7 separate regions of the Homo sapiens genome follow, and all the other regions are linked to region 2. The links are chromatin contacts, found by Hi-C or POLR2A ChIA-PET in ENCODE. All regions are on one chromosome and are shown on one strand. Each heading gives the region's core, a stretch centred on a gene start or an enhancer-like site at or near the end of the contact. The rest is flanking DNA. Distances are from core to core; before and after follow the strand shown. Region 1 overlaps LOC101928911 (a long non-coding RNA gene). Region 2 overlaps RNGTT (RNA guanylyltransferase and 5'-phosphatase). Region 3 has its middle 23 kb from the start of AKIRIN2. Region 4 has its middle 120 kb from the start of SPACA1. Region 5 has its middle 55 kb from the start of AKIRIN2. Region 6 overlaps LOC101928911 (a long non-coding RNA gene). Region 7 overlaps LOC101928911 (a long non-coding RNA gene).

The links. A loop is a pair of places that touch in the nucleus more often than their neighbours do. ChIA-PET counts read pairs that join two places held with the same protein, here RNA polymerase II (POLR2A). Pooled maps may share reads with other maps.
Region 1: a pooled map shows a loop between it and region 2 (2.3-fold over the local background). The contact joins two enhancer-like sites. A Hi-C loop is called at or near these places in 1 of 37 single-sample maps with no recorded cell type and 3 of 50 pooled maps. POLR2A ChIA-PET finds 5 or more read pairs at or near these places in 2 of 52 experiments (OCI-LY7 and activated CD4-positive, alpha-beta T cell).
Region 3: a loop to region 2 is called in a pooled map, with 1.9 times the contacts of the local background. The contact joins two enhancer-like sites. A Hi-C loop is called at or near these places in 2 of 37 single-sample maps with no recorded cell type and 2 of 50 pooled maps.
Region 4: a loop to region 2 is called in a map with no recorded cell type, with 6 times the contacts of the local background. The contact joins two enhancer-like sites. A Hi-C loop is called at or near these places in 1 of 168 maps with a recorded cell type or tissue (GM12878), 28 of 37 single-sample maps with no recorded cell type and 6 of 50 pooled maps. POLR2A ChIA-PET finds 5 or more read pairs at or near these places in 2 of 52 experiments (OCI-LY7 and activated B cell).
Region 5: a loop to region 2 is called in a pooled map, with 5 times the contacts of the local background. The contact joins two enhancer-like sites. A Hi-C loop is called at or near these places in 1 of 37 single-sample maps with no recorded cell type and 4 of 50 pooled maps. POLR2A ChIA-PET finds 5 or more read pairs at or near these places in 1 of 52 experiments (GM12878).
Region 6: a loop to region 2 is called in a pooled map, with 4 times the contacts of the local background. The contact joins two enhancer-like sites. A Hi-C loop is called at or near these places in 3 of 37 single-sample maps with no recorded cell type and 2 of 50 pooled maps.
Region 7: a pooled map shows a loop between it and region 2 (3-fold over the local background). The contact joins two enhancer-like sites. A Hi-C loop is called at or near these places in 2 of 37 single-sample maps with no recorded cell type and 3 of 50 pooled maps. POLR2A ChIA-PET finds 5 or more read pairs at or near these places in 1 of 52 experiments (OCI-LY7).

What each region holds. Positions count from the first base shown.
Region 1 is chr6:87,795,377-87,798,076 of GRCh38, forward strand. The region is part of intron 2 of LOC101928911 (a long non-coding RNA gene); the gene reads left to right. Among named protein-coding and RNA genes, the nearest start is that of AKIRIN2, 94 kb to the left of the region's middle. RefSeq lists enhancers at 495-996, 997-1,496, 1,451-1,550. Within about 2 kb of position 1,276, at least 5 of the 41 ENCODE cell types and tissues checked have a DNase peak (open chromatin) inside an H3K27ac peak, as active enhancers do; they include OCI-LY7, where a contact is called at or near this core.
Region 2 is chr6:88,640,265-88,642,964 of GRCh38, forward strand. All of the region lies in intron 14 of RNGTT (RNA guanylyltransferase and 5'-phosphatase), which reads right to left. Among named protein-coding and RNA genes, the nearest start is that of RNGTT, 320 kb to the right of the region's middle. Within about 2 kb of position 1,412, at least 3 of the 41 ENCODE cell types and tissues checked have a DNase peak (open chromatin) inside an H3K27ac peak, as active enhancers do; they include GM12878 and OCI-LY7, where a contact is called at or near this core.
Region 3 is chr6:87,724,284-87,726,983 of GRCh38, forward strand. No RefSeq gene overlaps it. Among named protein-coding and RNA genes, the nearest start is that of AKIRIN2, 23 kb to the left of the region's middle. RefSeq lists enhancers at 743-852, 1,543-1,602. Within about 2 kb of position 1,313, at least 5 of the 41 ENCODE cell types and tissues checked have a DNase peak (open chromatin) inside an H3K27ac peak, as active enhancers do.
Region 4 is chr6:87,924,125-87,926,824 of GRCh38, forward strand. No RefSeq gene overlaps it. Among named protein-coding and RNA genes, the nearest start is that of SPACA1, 120 kb to the right of the region's middle. RefSeq lists enhancers at 1,122-2,211, 1,397-1,586. Within about 2 kb of position 1,432, at least 5 of the 41 ENCODE cell types and tissues checked have a DNase peak (open chromatin) inside an H3K27ac peak, as active enhancers do; they include GM12878 and OCI-LY7, where a contact is called at or near this core.
Region 5 is chr6:87,755,720-87,758,419 of GRCh38, forward strand. No RefSeq gene overlaps it. Among named protein-coding and RNA genes, the nearest start is that of AKIRIN2, 55 kb to the left of the region's middle. Within about 2 kb of position 1,277, at least 7 of the 41 ENCODE cell types and tissues checked have a DNase peak (open chromatin) inside an H3K27ac peak, as active enhancers do; they include GM12878, where a contact is called at or near this core.
Region 6 is chr6:87,830,849-87,833,548 of GRCh38, forward strand. All of the region lies in intron 2 of LOC101928911 (a long non-coding RNA gene), which reads left to right. Among named protein-coding and RNA genes, the nearest start is that of AKIRIN2, 130 kb to the left of the region's middle. Within about 2 kb of position 1,268, at least 7 of the 41 ENCODE cell types and tissues checked have a DNase peak (open chromatin) inside an H3K27ac peak, as active enhancers do.
Region 7 is chr6:87,903,865-87,906,564 of GRCh38, forward strand. All of the region lies in intron 2 of LOC101928911 (a long non-coding RNA gene), which reads left to right. Among named protein-coding and RNA genes, the nearest start is that of SPACA1, 140 kb to the right of the region's middle. RefSeq lists an enhancer at 1,340-1,589. Within about 2 kb of position 1,432, at least 2 of the 41 ENCODE cell types and tissues checked have a DNase peak (open chromatin) inside an H3K27ac peak, as active enhancers do; they include OCI-LY7, where a contact is called at or near this core.

The DNA.
Region 1 (2,700 bases), core at 26-2,525, 850 kb before region 2:
CGTTAATGAAGAAATAAGAGCAGGAATTTGGCAGAGGGACAGTTCTAGACTCAAGTCCATCTCTCACTCTAACTGGCTCAGTGATCTTAAGCAGGCATCTAACTTTTTTGAGCCTCCGTTTCTTTACCATTTCTATAAAATGGTAATAATAACACCTTGGAGGCTGGTTTTACGAGTTAAATATGATCATATACATTAAGCATATGTATAGTAACTGGTACAGCTTAGAGATTAAGGCATGCTAATTCCCTTTCTTCTTCTCTACAAACATTTGGAGGAGCTACTGACTACAAGGCATTATGCCAGGCAGGGAGGAAACAAAGGTAAATCCATTGTACACGGATTATGTCCTCTGGGAGCCTGCAGCCCAGTAATGGAGGAGATAAAGTCAATGGTAAGTGCACAGATAGTTACAACACAAGACAGAGAGCGTGAGGTACCATGAGAGGTGGAACCAAGATTGCAACGGGAAGGCCATGTCTATGCCCTATGTGTCTGCTTGTGAACTGACCTTCTTCATGGTTGGCAGTGCCCCTTACTGGATTAAAGGATGTTCTATGTTGTTTGTTACAACATGTTGGTGTCTTTAATTTGGAAGTTAAAAGAAAAAATAACAGAAAGGAGTTTTTGCTTCTATGAGGAAGGGGTACTTTATCAAAATTACCCAACACCATCCCTGAACTACGGGTGAGGACAAACCTGGCTCCCCCAATCTTTGCTGGAGAGCCGAAGCCTCTTCGGGTCCCATTGGGTCCAAGTGCAGCAGAACCTGGCTCTTTGGATCAGCGACATTAATCTGCTTTGTTTTATCTGCGGTGTCACAAAGTTTAGTTGAATGATCTGATAGAAAGTACAAACCGGCCGGGTGCAGTGGCTCACACCTCTAATCCTAGCACTTTGGGAGGCCGAGGTGGGCGGATTGCCTGAGCTCAGGGTTTTGAGACCAGCCTGAGCAACATGGTGAAACCCCCTCTCTACTAAAAGACAAGAGAAACTAGCCGGGCATGGCGGCGTGTGCCTGTAGTCCCAGCTACTCAGGAGGCTGAGGCAGGAGAATTACTTGAAACCGGGAGGCGGAGGTTGCAGTGAGCCGAGATCGCACCACTGCACCACTCCAGCCTGGGCAACAGAGCGAGACTCCGTCTCTAAAAAAAAAAGAAAGTACAAACCACAGCCTGACTCTGAGAATAACTGGGAGGAATCCCCTGCTGTCACACACTGGGAATCAGAGCGGCACATCCTGCCCTTGCAGGGCCCTGAGGCTCTAAAAGCAACATGTTCCAATTGGAAGCATATATTCTGCAAGGGTTTGTCTCCAGGCAGCGCTACAGCCTCCTCTTCTGGCACCATAGAGACTGTTGCTTCTGTCAGGATTTCTGGCACCAGCAAAAGTGAAAGGGAACAGGACCAACTACGCTTCCCTGAGCAAGGTGGATCTTCTGGGCAGCACCTTGGTGAGAATACACACCACTGAGCAGCCTAGACTGGTGCTGATTAGGTGAAGGGTGGGCGGCCAGAAGGACAGATTTTCATGTGTGTGTGTGTGTGTGTGTGTGTGTGTGTGAGTGAGAAACATAACTCAATGCTTCATCTCCCCTGCCTACATTACATTCACACTTTGTGAATCTGACAGCCTGTGGGTTTGGGCTGTATTTGCAGCTTTATTAGGCATTGCAGCAACTGAACAGGCTTTTCTTCTTCTTCCTTTTTTTTTTTTTTCTTTGAAACTACAGTTTCCCCTAGCTTGTGTTAAAATTCTCAGACTTTTCTTTTTTTAACCCCCTCCCCTTTTTAAAAGTTGTGAAATATGGTAGAGTGACTGAAAAGATTAGAGAATAAATGTACAGCAGAATGAAGGGAACACCCTGATGACTATCATTCTGATCAAGAATAGAGCATCTCTAGCTCCCAGAACACATCCCTCCTCCATACACCCCTTCCCTGTCACACCCCCACTCTGCCCCGATTTTACTTTTTCTTCCATTTAAAGATGTGTATGTATGTATGTATTTATTTATATTTATTATTATTTTTTTAAAGTGGAGATTCGCTTTTTGCCCAGGCTGGAGTGCAATGGCATGATCTCGACTCACTGCAACCTCCACCTCCTGGGTCCAAATGATTCTTCTCCCTCAGCCTCCTGAGTAGCTGGGTTTACAGGCACGCACCACCATGTCCGGCTAATTTTGTATTTTTGGTAGAGATGGGGTTTCACCATGTTGGCCAGGCTGGTCTCGAAGTCCTGACCTCAGGTGATCCACCCCCCTCAGCCTCCCAAAGTGCTGGGATTACAGTCATGAGCCACTGTGCCCGGCCTTGAATTTTTTATACAGTTAAAATGCATGTCCATTTTTGGGAAAAAATACATAAAATACAGACTATTGATGAAAAATATATCACCCATGATTTTTCCTTGCCCAGGGTCATGTTAACATTTTGTGAAATATCCTACAACACATTTAAATATGTATTTATGCTTTCTATAATTAAAAATGGACCACATGAGAAATGTTTTCAATAATATTTGGTGAAAATATTTGCATCTCCATATAGCTCTGCTGCAAGGTATTTGGTAAGATCCAAATATCTGGGTGTGCTACTAGAAACCATTTTTATAAATAATGTTGAAATGAACAGGTTTGTGTATAGATCTTGAAGTACCCAGCTGATAACTTCCTTGAGATCAAAAGGAAATTCGTG
Region 2 (2,700 bases), core at 162-2,661:
TAAAGGCCAGTGCAGTGGCTCATGCCTGTAATCCCAGCACTTTGGGAGGCCAAGGTGGGAGGATAACTTCAGCTCAGGAGTTTGAGACCAACATAGGCAGCATACCGAGACCCTGTCTCTACAAAAAAAAAAAAAAAAAATCCAGGCATGGTGGCATGTGCCTGTAGTCCCAGCTACTCGAGAGGCTAAGGTAGGAAGATCTCTTGAGCCTGGGAGATAGTGCAGTGAACTATGATCACACCACTGCACTCCAGCCTGGGTGACAGAGTGAGACCTTGTCTCAAAAAAAAAAAAAAGAAAAGAAAAAAAAAAAAGAGCAACAAAAATAACTGGATCTGAGGTGATGTTGAAATTGTCAATTTAACTGCCCAGTAGGCAGCTGAAGATTCAAAACTGAGGTTTTAAAAAAGAATGAGGATTGAGGATTAGAGGTGAAGAATTAAGAGTCATCTGCATATTATTATTCCAGTTACAAATGACCATGACAAAGCTGTGACATTACAGTTCACCTATTTCTGAATATGTATTACATGTATATTCAGGAGAACTTAACACTATATATTTATGTTGTAAGCTCCCAAAATAAAAATTTGGATAAGGTCCCTATTAATGGAAAGAAGTAGATGAAACTATTCTTTAAGAGATTCCTCTGCATAGTATAATAAGCTGCTTGGGTTATTTTCATACCTAATAATGTATTTCTTCTATGAGACTCCCTAGAATCTGCCATTACCATGTTTCCAGTTGGATAAAAAGCTCCCAGTTCATATTAATACTGCTGTGTTAAGACGACCGGCCGGGTGCGGTGGCTCATGCCTGTAATCCCAGTACTTTGGGAGGCCAAGGCGGGTGGATCACAAGGTCAGGAGTCTGAGACCAGAGTGGCCAAGATAGTGAAACCCTGTCTCTACTAAAAATACAAAAATTAGCCAGGCACGGTGGCGGGCGCCTGTAATCCCAGCTACTCAGGAAGCTGAGGCAGGAGAATCACTTGAACCCATGAGGCGGAGGTTGCAGTGAGCTGAGATGGCGCCACTGCACTCTAGCTTGGGCAACAGAGTGAGACTCTGTCTTAAAAAAAAAAAAAAAAAAAAATAACCATGGTGAAGCTGAAATATACTGTAAGCATGATTATATACCATAAACACTCAGGTACCACAGATGAGCTCCGTGCTGTAGAGACAAGCAAAGGATCTAAATCTGCAGAATGACTTAATAGAGGAATGTGGATTATAAATCACACTACACTATTACTGCTAAGACAAAAGTGAAAATTCCAGTAAAGCACTGACAGACAAAATAGAAAGCAGAACTGATTCAGTCATTTGGGTGGAGAGACTTGAATTTACAATGAGTACAAGCTAAGTTGGAAAGAGAAGTATTTTAAGTTTCAAACCTGTTTTTCATCACTTGGTATGGCTGTGAGTGACAGTAACAAAGACTCCAGCTGCTGCCACAGTGAAGAAAGGGAGATTTTTGAGTAAAGGCAGCAGACTCATTGAAGAAAAGAAACCACTGTAAATGAAACAACACTCTTTCTGAGCATAACTGCAGCTGCTTTTTGTCATCTTGGCTGTATTCACACATACACAGCCAGTATACAGTAGCATCACATTCAAATATTTACGATCACAGGAGAAGTATATGTATTTAAAAGAAATAAAAAGTAAGTCTGTAGGTCTTTTAAACATACAAACACTGGCACTACTAGAGTGTTAATAGTGCCTTAAGGAACACACAGAAGAATTAGCTACCTTGTCATTTGAGAGAGAGAGAGAGAGAGAGAAAATAGGAATGTAATGTCAGTGAATCAAAGTACTATATCTTTCTCCAGGAGGGTGTAGAGATACCTTTAGGCTCACAGGTCAAAGCTTATGGATGTATATAATAGGATGCAAGGAACTGCCAGAATTTGACCTTGAGAAATGACAGCTGACAGCAAATCACTAACTACAAAAATATACTAATCATGGACCACTTTTCAAGGCAGTAACTGACTTAAGGACATTTAACAAATCCTGAGGCCACTGCCTTATTAAAGCACACAGCAAGAGCCTAATATGATACCCCAAATAAATGTTATATAAATTACAGAACACTTTAAGAAGGTAGGGATACTTCTAACATATCAAAGGGAAAATTTTACATAAATGCTTGCTTTAAAAAGCTACAGGGAAAATACTTCATTAAATGATGATGTTGGATAACTGAAGTAAGTATATACAGTCTGACATTTCTATAGAGGTTCTTCTTTAAAATGCACTCTTGCATGTGCTGGCTCCCGTGAAATACCTGACATTCTCAAATGTAAGTCAGCAATATTTATACAAGAACAGTGTCATAAGAACAAAAAGGGTGGGGTTGGAAAGGCAGAAAAACCTGAGTTCTAATCTCAATTCCATCATTTGCTGAATTTATGACCATGGGCAAGTTATTTAACCTCTCTGAGTTTCCATTTTCTCACATGAAAATAAAAGCAATATTTACTTAGTAAGACTGCTATAAACACTAGAAGGTATAATATGTCTTAGGCACATAATATGTGCTCAATAAAAATGATTTATTTTGCCTATTTATAAAAATACTTTTTCTTCTATACCTAGTACAATTAAAGTCATGTAATTGTTTATGCCAGAGCTAAGTTTGAAAAAATTATCTTTGATCTCAACGCAAATGTCTAACCTTGAAAATAATGTCAAA
Region 3 (2,700 bases), core at 63-2,562, 920 kb before region 2:
AATCCTAGTATAAAATAATGGAGAAATAGTTGAGTAAATTAGAGTGCATCAGCTGGTGGAATACTATGCAGATGTTAAAAGGGATAATTAACAAGATTAAACAACATGAAAAGACGTTTTTGATTCAATGAATGAGGAAAAAGGTAGAATACGAAATTGTAAGTATCAACCTTATAAGTATCAACCATGTGAAAATGGGTTTACATAAGGACATTTTTCTTGGTGGTCTTTTTTTTTTTTTTTTTGAGACAGAGTTTCGCTCTTGTTGCCCAGGCTGGAGTCTGGAGTGCAATGGCGTGATCTCCGCTCACCACAACCTCCACCTCCTGGGTTCAAGCGATTCTCCTGCTTCAGCCTCCTGAGTAGCTGGGATTACAGGCATGCGCCATCACACCCAGCTAATTTTGTATTTTTAGTAGAGACGGGGTTTCTCCATTTTGTCAGGCTGGTCTCAAACTCCCGACCTCAGGTGATCTGCCCGCCTCGGCGTCCCAAAATGCTGGGATTACAGGCGTAAGCCACCACACCCAGCCTCTTGGTAGTCTTTAACAAGGTAACTGAGGTTGCCACAACCATAGATCTTGGTACGTAAGATAAAATCTATTGAGCATTTCTGCCTTAGAGGATTTTGGCTAAGGTAATGTCACTGTCCTAGTTCAGTTCCAGAATTTGTTCCTATATTGTCCAGATTCTGTGCCTTTTGCTGATCTACTTCTGTGCTGGTCCATAGCACTCTCAACTGATGGGACCCACTGATTATAGAGTTCTCAGTCTCTCTGTCTGCAGTTACTTAAACTCTGGTATGGAGATCTTTTGCTTTGCACCACACAAATGTTAAGAACTACATTTAAATTGCTTTCATTTTTTTTCTGCCTACTCTTTTCCAAATCTGTGTCAAGGTGGAGATATGACTGTCCTCCAGTGTGCTAATAATGTCTGCAAAGCTTCTGGGAATACCTGCCAAAGCCAAGGTGTGAGGGAGAGACCTTGAATCTCTCCTTGCATTTGGTGGGAAAAAAACAATTTATAGATTGAGTGCCTCCTGCAAGACTTTTTTTTTGTTACAGAAAAATCCTTTTATGGCTGTTTTCTGTTCCAATCATGAACAGAAGTCTCCTTGCAAACAGAGGCCTCCTGCTGCTTTTCAAGGGTTTGGTGGCCTAATCATTTTGTGCCTGCCCTAGCAGACACTTTTTATGTTTGTGGCTTCTTATCATCTCTTAAAAGCCCTTCCAATATCAAGGGAATTTCTATATTTTGAGTTCTGTTTTTCAAGGTGAAACTAGAACTCTCTATTCTAGTCTTATTTGCGGCCAAGATGCAAGCATGTGACCTAGTTTCTGCAATCAGATGTAGCCATGCAACACTGAATGCAGAAGAAAAAACCATGAGAAAGCAGGTGTCATGCAGAATCTGTTTTCTGGTGAAGCTATGGAGCTTGCCAGTGGCACAGAAATGGCCCAGCACCAGTGTTGGTATCCCCAGCAGAGAGTTAGTGCAGCCACAGTGCCAACGCCAGCGGCGTTCTCTTCTATAACAGTCCAGCAGTATGATTTGGATATAACTTCCTGCCAAGTAGCCCAGAACATGATTCTCTGGCCCTTCCAGACAGTCTATGTGCTATCTAATACCCTTTAATACTTTCAATTTATTTTATTTTCCTTCTTTTTTTTTTTTTTGAGACGGAGTCTCACTCCGTCACCCAGGTTGGAGTACAGTGGCGTGATGTCAGCTCACTGCAACTTCTGCCTCTCTGGTTCAAGTGATTCTCCTGCCTTGGGCTCCTGAGTAGCTAGGACTACAGGCACAAGCCACCACGCCCAGCTTATTTTTTGTATTTGTAGTAGAGATGGGGTTTCACCATGTTGACCGGGCTGGTTTTGAACTCCTGACCTCAGATGATCCGCCCACCTCGGCCTCCCAAAGTGCTGGGATTACAGGCGTGAGCCACCACGCCCGGTTCATTTTATTTTTAAACTAGCAAGAGTGGATTCTGTTGTTTGCAACCAAAAATCTTTTTTTTTTTTTTTGAGACAGAGTCTCTCTCTGTCACCCAGGCTGGAGGGCAGTGGTGCGATCCTGGCTCACTGCAGCCTCTGCCTCACGGGTTCAAGCGATTATCCTGCTTCAGGCTCCTGAGTAGCTGGGACCACAGGTGCACACCACCACACCAGGCTAATTTTTTTATTTTTAGTAGATACTGGGTTTCACCATGTTGGTCAGGCTGGTCTCGAACTCCTGACTTCAGGTGATCCACCCACCTCGGCCTCCCAAAGTGCTGGGATTACCGGCGTCAGCCACCATGCCCAGCCACAACCAAAAATCTTGAACAATATACCTATATTCATGATTTTACATTAGGCTGAAAGACAAAAGTGGGCCGGGCACGGTGACTCACGCCTGTAATCTCAGCACTTTGGGAGGCTGAGGTGGGAGAATCACCTGAGATCAGGAGTTCAAGACCAGCCTGGCCAACATGGTGAAATCCCCATCTCCACAAAAATACCAAAAAATTAGCCAGGCATGATGGCGGGTGCCGGTAATCCCAACTATTTGGGAAGCTGAGGTGGGAGAATCGCTTGAACCCAGGAGGCGGAGGTTGCAGTGAGCCAAGATTGTGCCATTGCACTCCAGCCTGGGTGACAGAGTGAGACTGCATCTCAAAAAAAAAAAAAGTCTTAAAAGTGATTTATTGGCCAG
Region 4 (2,700 bases), core at 182-2,681, 720 kb before region 2:
TCTACAAAAAATACCAAAAAAATTTAGCCAGGTGTGATGGCACACCTATAGTCCCATCTACTTGGGAGGCTAAGATGGGAAGATTGCTTGGCCCCAGGAGGCTGAGGTTCTGCTAAGTTGAGATTGCTCCACTGCACTCCAGTCTGGGTGACAGAGTGAGACCCTGTCTCAAAAATAAATAAATAAATAAATAAATCAGAGTAACAAGAGTTAACTGCAGGTAATGAAACATTATAGGTATATTAAAAAAAATTCTTCCTTCTAACATCCCCCAAAACAGATAACACATGTTAACAACTTGGTGTGTATCCTTCTGTGCTGTTACTCATGCTGAGACAAACATATCAAAACAAACCCACAAGTATATAAGATTTTTGTTGGGATTTTTGGTTTTTCATAAAGTGGACAAACCCATTTTCTCCATCTTTCTTCACTTAAGGATACATCATTGACACCTCTCCAAAATTAATTTTAAAATGCTTAATGTTCCAGAAATATGGATGTGGTATCATTTATTCATCCCTTAATCAATGTCACATTTAAGAGGGATATGGGCAAATAGGGCAGGGGATGATGTTCCAGGGCAGGATGGCAGAAGTGGAGCCAGAAGCCATGACATAGAAAAAAGGACTGATGCAACCAGAGATGCTTAACTGGGAGAATAAAAGGTGGGTGGAAGAAGGGGAGGGTTGGTTGGGTTCATCAGTTAATATTGGAGCTTTGCTCAGACTGGGGTTGAACAGGTTAGTAATTCTATGGTTAGTGTTTGATTCCTTGTCAAGACAGGTCTAGGGAAGTGGGGAGGGTGAAGACTCTATTTCCTTCAGTGATTGGAGGGTTGTGCAAAACAGCAGCCTTTGGGGTTACCAAGCGTGGCCCACCCTATCCCCAGAGAGCTGGCGGGCTCTGTGGAACAACCTCCACAGTAAGCACATTATAAAAACATTAGGCGAAATAATAAAAATAATGACATTAAAAAGAAAAATTGTTGTAGAAACCAAACAAACCCAGACCTACAGCCGAGGCAGGCACCAGCCGGGATGTTGTTAGCATGCTTAGGAGAAATTTGATTTCGATGAATTTCGTTGTCAGTGTAACCAGGGCATGAATCACCCTCCTCCGCCCTTTCTCATCGTTCTAATACCAAGATTTAGAGAACATGGCATTAGAGAGATAAAGAGGTTCACAAACAGTATCAGCCAGGAGCCCCCCGGGCCCAAAAGCAGCACCAGGCTCAGCCAGGAGGCAGCTTTCTGCTGTTATGGGCCTATAAATCTGAAGGCATCTGAACCCCTGCGGGATCTGAAGCCATCAACTCTGAGACCAGAACTGTCACCTTTTCTGCTCCCAACCTCTTCCTCCCACCACAGTCCACCTGACCATGGGGTGAGAAATGAGGTTTCTCACTAGAAGCAAGTTCTGGCAGAGCAGGGGCCTGGCCACACCAGTGCTGTAGCAAGCAGCTTGCACTGGCTTCCAGGGTTTGCATCCGTGGTGACAAATGTACTCTCCTGAGGTGGCTAGGAAAAGCCACCTGTCCTGCCAGACACAGGGATGCAACGCCAGTGTAGGATCTGGAGGATCCCACATGCAGCATCGGGGCAGATGGTCACAGTCTGGTGACTGGGGAATCCCCAACGGCCCTGAAACCATGCTCTCAGTTTTATTTTTAGCTAATATGTACTTGATCCTTTCCCACGTGCCAGACATAGTGCCAGGTGCTTCCTGTGGATCATCTCCATCCGTGTTCCCAGCCCTCTGCTAGCTACTGGTGCACATACTTTACACATGAGGAGACTGAGGCTCAGGGAGATGAAGTTACCTGGCCCAAGTCACTCAGCTGGCCAGGAGTGGAGCCAGGGCTTGACCTGAGGTCTGCCCAACTCCAGCATTTATACCCTTTCCATTAAGAGTTGATGATGCCTCATGGCCATGAGAAGGGACTACGGGGAAAAGTGGGCTTTCCTAAAGCCTTTGCTTTCTCTCATCTGATTACAAATCCAACCAATTTCATGCGTTCCAATTCGAAGTGCTCAACCTACCCTCATTTATCTATAGTTCGTCACAGCCCTCAAGATTGCTTAGGGGATGGGGGACCTGTCTTAGTAATACCAGTGCTTCAGGCCGTTACCACTCACACAGGTGACAAAAACAGGGACTAGAAATTAGAATTAGAGAAATCCACAAAGCGCTGAGGTTGGCTGTCTTGTGGTGGCGTTTCTCAGATACCAGGGCCCACTGATTTATTTCCCTCAAGGAGAGGCAGTGAAAAACAGTGGTTAGGAAAATAGTCATGAAACATGGATTCTGGAGTTGAGTGATCTGGGTTTAAGTCCCAGTTCTGGCTGTGACTTTGGGCAAGTTACTTAACCTTGTATAAAACAGGAATAATAATAAGATTAAATGAGCTCTTGTATACAGAGTTGTCAGCTTAGTCCCTTGCACAAAGTAGGTATTCAGTACATACTATCCATTGTGGATAGTATGTTGTCCCCAGGTACAGCGGGGACACTGCAGAAGCACTGTCATTAAGGCATGCACTTGGAGTTGTTTTTCCTGTAGGGGGAACATGTTTTAGTCAACCAATATCTGTTCACAAATCTGGCGTCTTTTGGGGAATTGTTTGGGAACTGCCTGGCCTGGGTAAAGAGAGGCATTTCCAGAAGAATATAATTCCAGGCTCAAAGACAGCTGATTCAC
Region 5 (2,700 bases), core at 27-2,526, 880 kb before region 2:
GATACTTCCAATTTCAACTGGACAACTACAGGGTTCATTCCAGATTTCTGTTTCAATATTTGTGACTCCCTCCTCCAACAATGGGAAACCTGGCTTTCATTATCCTTAATAAGTTACTTATTTGACTAATCTCCTCTTTGTAACTAGTGTCCTATTCTCCTTCTGTGCTCTTATCCTGGGAATGTCCTCCCACTCTACCTGGACTCTGAAACTTTATACCCAGCCACCCTTCCATGGGGACACCCTCTTCACTCCACTGGGATTCTGCCACCCCAAGCCAGGCTGCCCCTGCAGGAACACTGTCCTATCCTGTTCAGTCTCTGACACCACACAGCAAGCAGCCCTCCTGTGCAGACACTTTTCTCACCCTGCTGGGGCTCCAACACCCAGCTCTGGACCACGGTGGCTTCCCTCATTAGTCACAGATGTTATCCTGCTCTGCCCCACCTAAAGGCTTTAGCACCAAATTGCTGAGAGGGAAGGGAAGGGAAGAAAATTCCAAATGACATATTTTTGGGAGTGAGAAAGGGGGCACTGAACCTTGATCCAAACGAGGGTGGGAAATGTGGAATGCTGAGCAGGGAGAAGCAGGGAGATGAGGTGGAAGTTAGTACATAATAGAGGGTTTGAGGCTTGAATAAATATCGGCTATTGGAGTGGGTCCCTGTTCTTGGGCCTGTTTGCGTGTTTGAGGACCCGACTCATATTTTTCTGGGCTGAGAATGCTGCCACCAGCCTGGAGCCTCATCAAACCACTTTTTATTAAAAAACCACCCGTTGGCTCCTGTTGTTTTTTATGCTGATTAAGAACACTGACTTGGCTAAATGAACAAGGGGGCTGATTGTTGCTCTGTCTCTTGAAGCAGGAGAGGCTTTTGATCGAGTTGAGTGGGAGTTTATGTTTGAGGTACTTTAAAAAATGAAATTTGGAGATAAGCTTATGAACTGAATTTGAACTTCATTTCAAGCTCATTGAACAGAAATGTTTTAGATCCCTTTAATCTGAAAAAGGCCCATTGCAATTGTCCTTTGAATCTCTTATTTTTCTTTAAGATAAAGCTTCTTCTCAAATTACTTACTATTTATCTACGTACTGAGAAGGGAAAAATAAACTTAAGTTTAAAGATGTTTGGATATTTTTCTTTCTCTGAGGATAGGAAACATGGCTCGGGTGCCTTCTCTCTCCACCCTGGCACCCAGAGCAAGGATGTTGCTCATTAGTGACTAAGTAGGACCAGCGTCTCAGGTGGCAATCTGGGAGCAAGCTCAGCTTCACAATGGGGGACTGTGGGTTGGTTGCACAGAAAGCAGAAGCTTGTGGGTTCTAATCTCACTTCCTCCATTGGCTTCTGGGTGGCTTTAGGTGAGTCATTTAATTTCCACATGTTTGGTTTGCCCCATCTGCCACATGGAGCTAATGATACTCCTCATCTACTTATTTCACAGGGATGTTGTAAGAGCTGATTAATGTACAGGGTGGCCAAACATTGCACATGTATGATGAGCTAAGAAAAGTAAGATAATGAGCCCAGAAACCTTTTCAAATTAGGGGTGATCTTTTCCTTTAGGAATGAGCTGTGCTTATGATGCTGTTTTTTTTTTTTTCCTGAGTCGGAGTTTCACTCTTGTCGCCCAGGCTGGAGTGCAAGTGGTGTGATCTCGGCTCACTGCAACCTCTGCCTCCTGGGTTCAAGTGATTCTCCTGCCTCAGCCTTCCGAGTAGCTGGGATTACAGGTGTGTGCCACCATGCCCCAGCTAATTTTTGTATTTTAAGTAGAGACAGAGTTTTGCCATGTTGGCCAGGCTGGTCTCAAACTCCTGACCTCGGATGATCTGCCAGCCTCTGCCTCCCAAAGTGCTGGCATTATACGAGTGAGCCACCACGCCCGGCCTTTTTTGTTTTTGTTTTTGTTTTGCACTCTGTCACCTGAGCTGGAGTGTGGTGGTGTGATCTCAGCTCACTGCAACCTCCGCTTCCCAGGTTCAAATGATTCTCCTGCCTCAGCTTCCCTAGTAGTTGGGATTACAGGCGTGTGCTACTGTACCTGGCTAATTTTTGTATTTTTAGTAGAGATGGGGTTTTGCCATATTGGCCAGGCTGGTCTCAAACTCTTGGCCTTGAGTGATCCGCCCGTCTCAGCCTCCCAAAGTGCTGGTATTACAGGTGAGCCACTGTGACCAGCCATGGTATTTTTTTTTTTTGACCATTTCTCTGTCTTATTAATTTAACTCATGCTATTATTAATTATATACATAATATGTTTGGCTCAACATGGATGACATCATTCATTTCAATATATTTTTGTTTGCTTCCTATGTGCCTGGCACTCTCTGTATTAGAATTAAAAACCTAAGTGAAAGCCAAATTATAGGAAGGTCAGGAAATGGGAAATATTTATGAGCAAATTCATGCTTATATTTCTTTTGTTAACTCTGAAGATGTATTTGTTTGAACATACACTTCTGCCCGGTGGCTCACGCCTGTAATCCTAGCACTTTGGGAGTCCAAGGCAGGCGGATCACCTGAGGTCAGGAGTTAGAAACCAGCCTGGCCAACATGGTGAAACCCCATCTCTACTAAAAATACAAAAAAATAAGCTGGGCATGGTGGCACATGCCTGTAATCCCAGCTACTTGGGAGGCTGAGGCAAGAGAATTGCTTGAATCTGGGAGGCAGAGACTGCAGTGAGCTGAGATCG
Region 6 (2,700 bases), core at 18-2,517, 810 kb before region 2:
TTTTTTTGTGTTTTGTCGAGATGGGGTTTCTCTCTGTTGCCCAGGCTGGTCTTGAACTCCTGGGCTCAAGTGATCCACCTGCTTCAGCCTCCCAAAGTGCTGAGACTACAAGCTTGAGCTGCCGCACCTGGCCCCATTCCCTTTTTACAATACTACTGTTATCACCCTTGTCCATGCAACTATATTTTATTGCCTGTAAGACTACAGTCATTTCCAAAGAAGTTTCCCTGTTTCTACTGTTGTGCTTGTTATGGTACTTCCTCCACACAGCATCCAGAATAATTTTCAAAAATGTAAATCAGATTGCATCACTCCCTTTCTTAATAACCTTTTGCACTGCCCCATGTCCGCGTCCCTGAGCCCATAAAACCCTCTTCTTTGCATTCTTTAGTGCATTATTTCCGCTGTAGTACTGACCTCCTGAAAAGCTCAAGCCTCTTTTATGCTATATGGTTTCTTTCCCACAGATAAAGTAAGAATAAAAATATTTATGGATCTGAAAATTCCTTAAAGTATTTGTTACTGTGCAGGAGGTAGAAAACTTCCTAGGTAACCTCTTCTTCTTTTTTTTTTTTTTGAAACAAAGGCTGGAACTTCAGGGACCAGTGATGTTGTCAGTTTTCTACTATCTGATGAAGGATACTGAAGAGAGTGAAAAAAATAGTATAGACTTGGGGAGAAAGGAATGGATTTGTGGGAGAATAAAATGGGAAAGTAAAACAGAGTGGGGAAGGGGGAGCTAAAAAGAAAAGCACCCAGGATAAATCTTTTCCTTGCTTTATAATTCATATCATAGTAAAATTTTATAAATTTAGTTTCTGTAGAAAAAGGAATAATAAAATGATATTAATTAGGATCATATTCATAATTATACTGTTTCTCTCTGAATTTATATAATCTTTCTGCAAAGAGCTAAAAATGGCTTAAAAAGCTCTAATGATATTATATTATTTAGCAATGTGTCTGTAATAGACATTAATGATACAGTATTAAACCAATCCATAGAGCTTTCTAAAGGTACGGTAGGCTAATATAACACCAGAAACCTAATTGCTGCTCTCAGAATTTAGAATTGAAATTAGCTTAATGATATAAAATTTTTTAATAGGAAAAGCTATCCACAAATAGTTGCTATCATGTAGTTTTTCAGTGTAAAGAAAATTTAAAAAATCAATAAAAACAAAATGATTACTCAGACCTTGTTACATAGATATCGCTGTTAGACGTCCTCCTTTTCTAAGATAACCTATTGTGTGGTTTTCAGAGCCTTTTATAAGTCAGCCACTAGAGAGCAAACTTCTTCTTTTTATCAGGCCGTAGTTTTATTTTTTTTAAAAAATACACACCACGTATATATTGGGAATCTCACAATGACACATTATCTCAGACTGTAAAATCTGATAATATAGCTTCTAGATGCCTGGGGCAGTGGGTGTAGGGGATGAAGTGGGAAATTTTAAGGCCGTTTATATTAAAAACACAAGAAAGAACAAGATAAGATGTTGTAATGTTGAACTACCTTCCTGGAGTGAAAATGAAACCTTCTGCTAATGGAGCATAAAGTCTTACGTTTCATGCCATGTAATAAAATATGATAGGCATTGTTTGGTCTGACAGGTATCTTGGGCCTTTTTCCAGACTAGGGTCTCCAGGGAGCTCAAAGACATGTTACTGTTTCCAGGTGAAATGTAGATAAATTACATTGTCAGCTACCTTTGCTGCCTCCAGTTCCAGAGGCTCCAGTCACACAAAAGAAAGCTGCCAGTTCCAGAACACTCTCATCTATTGGACTAACCCCCAACTATTGACATCCTTTCCAAAGGTCAGGATGGCACCCAAAACATCAATATACAGGCAGATCAATCTGCTAAAGGGTGCCAGGGAACAGAAGGATTTACTGCACATAGAAATTCCAATTTTTCAGGCCCCAGAGTGTCTCAGCCTCCTTTTTGGCCAAGAATGGGAGATACTCAGCTAGGTAAACCACTTTCTCTTCTGGTGGCCTGTTGGCAATTGGCCCCGTTCTCATGACCCTAGAGTCTCATGGCTCACCAAAGTCGTCAGAATCAAGTTTCATCTCTGTTATTTGGGCTTTGGGCTATTTGAAGGTTTATAGTTTAAAATTTGAACTTTTTAGATATTTCAAAAAAACAGTATTGGATTGGTGCAAAAGTAATTGCAGATTTTGCCATTACTTTATACCAACCTAATATTAAGAGCTGTAGGAAGATTATAAAAGATATCCAAGAAGGGAGATTTCAAAACCTTCCAAGGGAACACTTTCCAGGGTTTATTGGCTATTCCGGTTAGATTATTTTTCTTTTCTTTTCTTTTTTTTTTTGTTGAGACAGAGTCTCGTTCTGTCACCTAGGCTGGAGTGCAGTGGCATGATCTTGGCTCACTGCACCCTCTGCCTCCCAGGTTCAAGTGATTCTCCTGCCTCAGACTCCTGAGTAGCTGGGATTACAAGTGCCCACCACCACACCTGGCTACTTTTTGTATTTTTAGTAGAGACGGGGTTTCTCCATCTTGGTCAGGCTGGTCTCAAACTCCTGATCTCAGGTGATCCTCCCACCTTGGCCTCCCAAAGTGCTGGGATTACAGGCATGAGCCACCATGCCCCGCCAGGTTATTTTTCTTATGTTGAATTGGCTCGTGTGAAATTGTCAATATTTGAACAATTTGGCTTATAAAAATGGC
Region 7 (2,700 bases), core at 182-2,681, 740 kb before region 2:
TTTTTTTCTCATTTTGGTGGCAGCTAAAATCTCAGAGTCTCTGAAAATTATTCAAACAGTTCCTGTTCCCCAGTCCACCTGCCCCCTTGAAATACATCCTCGGTTCCCTGTTTCCCTAGACCTTTCCTGGGCCACACCAGCCCTGGTTGGTTGTCTTGCTCAGTGCAGTGACAGGGTGAATTATTTCTGCATTCTTGAATGTAGCAAAACTTATCTACTTGAACCTCAGGTCACCAAATATAAAGCAATTTTGAACTGAAGGGGTTGTGGATACTTTAAGTCTCTGTGGGAATACAGGAGCTCACAATTCTTATTCTCAGCTTCCTCAAACAAAGGCTCAAGGAACAGTCCTCATTACTTTTCAGAGGTTGGGGGAGGGTTAAGGTCAGGAAGAGGTTGCTGAGTTTACAGTCTCATCCTGTCTCCCTCCTCCTATTGACAAGTCATCAGGATGGTTTATAGATTACTGCCTTACTTTAAGGCCTGTTTGTTGATGTTTGCAGACATTTATCCAATCTCAAGAAACTCAAGGGACCTGATTTCAACTTCAAATTATATATTATCCATATTTGGGATGGAATGGGCAATTTTAATAGAGAAACCCTATCAATCAGGCCAGGGAATAAATAGGAGGGCTTTGATTTATATACTGTGTTGAAATCATCTATATTGATTTAAAATTTTTAAAGTTCCTATGAATGTAATATTTTAACCTGAATATGATTCTTAACAATCCCCTCTCCTCAAATTGTATTCTTCTATTTTTTTTAACCTTTGGTGAAATATTAACTTACTGTACCATGCATTGATAATGTCCCCAGAGGTTAGCCAGGAGAAATATCAGCGTGTCCTTGGAGAGCTTGTCTATCCTGATGAGAACAAAAATTCTAGGACAAAAAGGCTCAATTCCTGAAATAATTACAGTAACTTCAGAAAGGAAATTAAGTATCTATTGAAAGATACACTTAGTAGAATAGTGACTTTTCCTACACATTTAAAATTTAGATACTATATTCAGGAAAAGGGAATTTACCAGGGTTTTTGGATGCAAATGATGAGAAATTAGTTAGTATCTGCAAGCCTGTAAGTACAATATAGTTTTGTACTTATGTAATTAGAGCTGTTTGTGAATCACTCTAATGTCACGTCTGATAGCTATAGTCCTTCAAAGGGGTATTTACATTAAGCCTGATGATAGGTACAGGCATGGAGACAATGAAATTCATTTTATCTATTGTAACATGCAGCCAGTAAATTAGCTTCCCTTTAACTTATGCTACGAAATGATGCTATTTAGTTTATGTGCATTATTCTTGGACTTCTGCATTCCTGGGAAAAGGTTGTCAAAGGTTGTATTAGCTGTGCAGTGAGGCAGCACAGCATGTCCAGGCACATACTCAGGTTAAAACCCTGCTGTACACATCTGCTGTCATTACCCTTTGCATCTTTGCTGATAATTTTTAAGAACCAAAACTGTATGTTGCTATTTTTAGTCCACTTACTTTCTGTTGAGGGTGATGGTCATTATTCTGACATTTCGTGACATATATGTCCACCCCCTGCTCCCCTGCATCAAAATAGATATGTTTTCATACCTACCACACAATCCAGCTGGGCTCAATTTGCATTTAGTTCTCTGGGGAGAGTTAATAATTTTATTTTCAAAAGGTCACTTGCTGACACACAACCTATAAAATAGTTAGCTACCCAAGATTCTTTTCACTCATTCCTCAAATACTTGGTTTAGTTTGGTCTTTTTAATTCACTACTGAAAATCCATTGCCTCTAGGAATTTCAATATTGCATTACAGCATAACAAACTATCCAATATCACTAATGGCCTATTTAGGAATGAAATGCTTTTTTTTTTTCTGGTTTTAAGCAATTTCTAATTTTGAAGGGGATCAGGCACCATCTACAAGGATAGAGTTAATAGCTCCCTGAAGGGACACATCACTAGCCAGGTCATAAAAATCATGCATGCTTTGCTCTTTCAGCCATAAGGCAAGAGGAAAACAAATACGCCTATTTTCCCTCTGCATTACCTTTGTGGTCTGAGGATGTTTGAAAAATTACAGCCATTATATTATTATTATTATTGTTATTTTTTACAATGTTTCTGAAATATGCATTTTTATTCATGTTTATCTATTTATATCTGGTATTTATCTATTTATGTCCTTTCCTCAAGAATTTACTCTCTAAGATGTCTTCTTTCAAAATCATATCCAAAACAGAACGCAAGTGCTGGGATGAATATAATATATACCATTTGAGAATTTGCCAGGCGTAACTATTAACTGGAAGATTCAAGCAAAGAACTAGTTAGTAAGGGAAGAAATTACTCAACATATTTGTTTTGGCTGCTCACATCAATCAGATTTGTGAGATAATAGCTTTAATTCCTTGTGATGAAACACACCAATCCTTTTCTGTATTACAAATGTACCCCAGTTTGACTAAGACAAAAATCAATCTAAATGCAGTGCATTTGCTTTGTCATTGTAAATGGTGCTTGGGTAATGAGCCCCTCAGGGATGGACGGGAGAGAACAGAGCAGTAGAGGAGGAAACAGGAGTGGGTGGGCTAAGGGCAAGGTTTATGATCCAACCTAGAAATCAGGAGGGAAGACATTGGGAAAACATTTCAGTATTCGAAGAGAGGGCCAGACAGTGAGGTGAAGAAGACCCAACAGAACTG